Regions from separate parts of the Homo sapiens genome. Here region 1 is linked to region 2. A link is a loop called in an ENCODE intact Hi-C map of the cell type or tissue named here. Cell type or tissue: GM12878. All regions are shown on one strand.

Region 1 (2,500 bases), 400 kb before region 2:
ACTCTCGTTGCCTAGGCTGGAGTGCAGTGGTACAATCTGGGCTCACTGCAACTTCTGCCTCCAGGGTTCAAGTGATTCTCCTGCCTCAGCCTCCCAAGTAGCTGGGATTACAAGTGTGCGCCATCACGCCAGGTTAATTTTTGTGTTTTTAGTAGAGACAGGGTTTCACCATGTTGGCCAGGCTGGTCTCGAACTCCTGGCCTCAGGTGATCCACCTGCCTCAGCCTCCCAAAGTGCTGGGATTACAGGCGCAAGCCACTGCGCCCGGCTGAAAATGGATTTTTAAAATATTGTTATTTAATAACCAGCTGAAAATGGATTTTTAAAATATTGTTATTTAATAAATGAAAGCTAAGCATAGTGCTATTCTTTAGAAAGCAATTCTTCTACTGTGAAAAACAGAATTGTTGACTCCAAGAAAACACAATATTATAAAGTAATATTTCCCAAAATACGTTTCATTGAATACGATATTAATAGGTCTTAGGTGAAAAAAAGAATTCCCAGAGTAAACTAAGTAAATAAATATAGAATTAAAATTAAAGAGGTTTCTTTACTGCTTAATATGTTAATGGAGGATTTCCCAAACATATTCAACTAGGGAATAGCCTTTCCTAGCCAAAGCATCTTTCAGAACTAGTGATATGTCCCATGATTAGAGGTTAGTGAACTTTTTTTGTAAAATGACAGATAATACATATTTTAGGCCTTGCAGGTCATAGAGTCTTTGTTGCAACTACTCAGCTCTTTTGTTTCAGCACAAAAACCACCAGACACAAATAAATGGGTACGGCTATTTTTCTAAATAAACACCTGTTTTGTAAATAGAGTTTTATTAGCATTAACACTGAGTAACATTGTCAGTGTATCTTGGGAACATGGACAAGACCAAAAAATAGAGGAAGAGAAAGGAGAGAGGAGAGAGTATAGTGACAGAGCATTCCTTTTTATGGAAAGTTTCACTAAAACCTACCAAGTGATAACTGAAACCAACTATATCCACTAGAGGGCACTAGGAGTGCAAGTTTGCATCAATGTTGTCCATACCCTTTGCCTTTAAAATGTTGAAATTAGCATTATATGAGGTAACACATAGCAGAGTTTGGAGGAGTTCACAAAGAAAAAATGTGGCCCGAGGAGGTGGCCAGATGACTGAAACTTATATACCATTTTAGGCTAAACAAAAGAAAGGGGGATTTGGGCTGGAGTTAGGGGCAAGTTCTGGGAAGGAGAGTGAAGGAAATGCATGGTAACTAAAAGTTGTTTTGTCATGCTGAGAAGAGCCTCTCAGGTGGTGTATTAGTTTGTTCTCACGCTGCTAATAAAGACATACCTGAGACTGGGTAATTAATAAAGGAAAAAGGTCTAATTGACTCACAGTTCAGCGTGGCTGGGGAGGCCTCAGGAAACTCACAATCATGGTGGTAGGGGAAGCAAACACGTCGTTCTTCACATGGCGGCAGCAGGAGAAGTGCTGAGCAAACGGGGGCAAAGCCCCTTATACAACCATCAGGTCTCCCGTGAACTCACTCACTCTCACGAGAACAGCATGAGAGGAACCACCCCCATGATTAGATTGCCTCCCACCTCGTCCGTTCCATGACACACAGGGATTATGGGAACTACAATTCAAGATGAGATTTGTGTGGGGACACAGCCAAACCATATCAGGTGGTAAGAGTTGTCTCCAGGAGCCTCTCTTCTTGGTATGGAGACATCTTTACAATGGAAATTTCCTTTGTAAATATAAATATCCTTTATAAAAGGAAAATTTTATACTTTCCTTTTAGATAGGGGGAAGTAAAAAGCTTTTCCTGCATCTCCTGGTTCTCAGTTGCCTATAACTCAAAATAATTCTTGTCAAAGTGGTATATTTTTTGTGGGGCATATTCTGGTACCTTTAAATTTCAAAATCGATATCAAGATTGATGTATCAAGTTTATAGAAAGTATTTGAATATTTTAAGAATTTAAAGGTAGGTTGTAATATTTTCTAAACAATAATACGTTTTTGGATGTATGAGTTTACTTGCGAATAACAGGCTATAATATAGTTTGGCTGTGTCCCCACCTAAAATCTTATCTTGAATTGTAATCCCCATAATCCCCATGTGTCAAGGGAGAGACCAGGTGGAGGTAATTGAATCACAGGGGCAGTTTCCCCCATGCTGTTCTTGTGATAGTGAGTGAGTTCCCATAAGATCTGATGGTTTTATAAGTGTTCGGTAGTTCCTCCTGCGTTCATTCTCCCTCCTGTTGCCTTGTGAAGAAGGTGCCTTGCTTCCCCTTCACCTTCCACCACGACTGTAAGTTTCCTGAGGCCTCACCAGTCGTGCAGAACTGTGAGTCAATTAAACCTCTTTCCTTTATAATTTACCCAGTCTCGGGGATTTCTTTACAGCAGTGTGAAAACAGACTAATACAGGCTGTCATCTCTGCAAACAAGATTGCCTTGGAACAGCTAGTATTGAAAGGTTCCTAAATCACACTACCCAGCTTTC
Region 2 (2,500 bases):
TTCTATCAATCAGCCCACAGGTAATACCTGGGAGATTCTGTTGTGGCATTGTGGTTCAGGCCTTCTCATGCCTATTTTCTTGGAGGAGAGAGTTCTTCAGTGTTCAAATTGTTAGATGTAATATGGTTCTTTCTTAGAAAATTATGTCCTATAACTTTGGTTCTAGGACTATACTATATATAGATAGGGGCTGGACACATTGTAGATAGCAAAGCCTATATTGTCTTCAGTCCAAAAACCAAGTAAGTTTTATGGCCATCAAAAACAACTGGCACAACCTAACCCCTGATAGCAGAGGTTATCTATTTAAATATGCCTTTATAATGCTGGCATCCTTATAAACAAATGTAAGTTTCATAATGATATCTATTGGACTCACAGACTCAGAACTGGGAGGAAAACTAGAACTCCAGAGATATAAAAAAATTTATAGCTATGATTATTGTACTTTGGTGTATAAGGTGTCTTCACTAACATCAAGGACTGTCTTGTTAACAGTGTGTTGTAATATACAGATTTTAAAACATGTGCATAGTCATTGACCCCAAAACTTCAATTCTAATGGAAATAATGTAAAGTGCATGTTAAGCTCTATGCACAAAGATATTAATCACACAATCACTTATAATATTAAAGGAGTAGAGGAAACCTCAGTGTCATTTCATGGGATGAAATATCTCTTTAATTATTTTATGAAGAATATTAAGCGTAAAATGCAGGTACAGGCTTTTATATAGGATAATCTCAACTAAAAAAATAATGTATGCAATGAATATGGGTATTAGAGAAAGACTAAATTTCAGTCACAGATTTGGGTTTCTAGGCCTTACCTATCAGTTGAAGGGTAGAGCTGTGTTAGCATTAGTCGAGGAGAATTATCATGGTGTTAGTTGTTGTCTCTGGGTAATGGGAAATTATTTTCATTTTCTTTTATATTTTTACATTTTCTAAATTTTCTACAATGAGCACATGTTAATTTTATACTGGGAAAATAATCATCCTGCACTAAGAGCAAAAAAAAAAAAAAAACCTTGACATCTTAACACTGAGTTTTTCTTTTCATTTTATTTCTATTCCTTATAAATGTAGAAGGCATATTTTTCTTGAGGTGGAGGACTATGTCTGAGTCAGCTCCTTCAGCACATAGTCCTACAGAGAGACCCTTAGAGTTTGCAGGGCATTTCCTGGGCTCCGTGCTTTTAGGTTACAGCGCCACCTTTGGGATATAGCCGGCATCACTCGTTACCACCATTTGCTGATGATGTGAAATGCACAATTATACTACGATTTTGTGATGTGGGCAGCTAATTATTCAGTTATCCCAAGGGTTAAGATGTGTAGATGGAACGCATGTTATTTCTTCACTGCCTTGGTTCATTGAAACAACTCCTTGCTGGTCTTCTCATCAACTGCTTCATTCTCCTCCTATGCATGCCAAGGCAAACTTCACGAGCGATTTCAAATTCACTGTTCTCCTTTAGGCATATTCAATGGTTCTCTTTCAGATTTAACTTTCAGATTAAAATGGAAATTCCTTAACATGTCATTGATTTCCAGGTTTCTGACTCCTTCCTGTCTTGTGATGATCTGCCTTTATTCTTCAGCGTTACCAGCTGCTTCCAGCTGTCAGAGGAGCCAGTCTTTCTCCATCTTCCCTGTTTCTCTCCTTGTCTCCAATTCCATCCTATTGGCCTGGAATGCTCTTCTCATTTCTTCATCTGGCTGTTTCCTGTGGTTCCTTCCAGGCTTGGCTCAAAGTTCATTTCTTATGGGAAGCCTTTCCCAGCTCATTAATGCTAGGCCCCTCTTCTCTTCTCCCTTAACACTCATTCATACCCCCTTGTATAACTGTATCTCATACTGTATTTCAACCCTTTACTTCTTCCTGAATCTGACTGAGGTCCTTGATGGTAAGGACCCTAATTCACGTTTCTATACCTAGCCCTTAGCTCATATGCAAATAATGAAAATGCTCAAAAAACATTTAATGAATAAATGAATGAGCACTGGAATTGGTTCACGGTGATTTCCTTATAGTTTTTCTTTTCAATTTTCTTCAACTATAAAAGAAAGATCATAAGATGCATTAAATAAGAAAAATTTTGAGAAACAATTAGCCTAGTGCTAGACACATACTAGTAAATACTTGTTTTTTACTCTTTTTTTTTTTTTTAATAATTCCTATCTAGTTTCATGTTCTCTACATATGGTGGCTCATGCCACACTGATATCAAAGTCATCACCCAGTCAGTGCCTCCTTGTTAAATACATAATGTGTATTTAACAAGACTTCCTAGTCAATCAATATTTATTCTGATCACATGCATGCATGGTGACTTTTGTGCCAACACCTCACCATCACTCACCACACAAACTTGCTGCCTCCCTATCAAACACACATTCAGCCTCTCTCTTACTTTTAACTCGGTAATCTTATCAGTCTCAGAAAACCTTAGCTCTGTGAATTTCTAACGAAAGTATGGTCCTTTTTTGTTTCCCT

The links. A loop is a pair of places that touch in the nucleus more often than their neighbours do. Peaks named below come from ENCODE experiments on the same cell type or tissue, not always from the same donor. Only the 100,000 strongest peaks of a DNase experiment are listed, where the experiment ranks them.
Region 1: a loop joins it to region 2, with 4 times the contacts of the local background. A loop is called at or near these places in 3 of 110 quality-filtered maps.

The regions. Positions count from the first base shown.
Region 1 is chr18:31,818,323-31,820,822 of GRCh38, reverse strand. No RefSeq gene overlaps it. Among named protein-coding and RNA genes, the nearest start is that of SLC25A52, 59 kb to the right of the region's middle. RefSeq lists an enhancer at 911-1,411. In GM12878, a CTCF peak has its summit at 1,008 (motif pointing right); a DNase peak (open chromatin) is centred at 1,026.
Region 2 is chr18:31,423,295-31,425,794 of GRCh38, reverse strand. The region is part of intron 1 of DSG1-AS1 (DSG1 antisense RNA 1); the gene reads left to right. Among named protein-coding and RNA genes, the nearest start is that of DSG1-AS1, 2.4 kb to the left of the region's middle. In GM12878, a CTCF peak has its summit at 1,217; no DNase peak of the experiment used is centred here.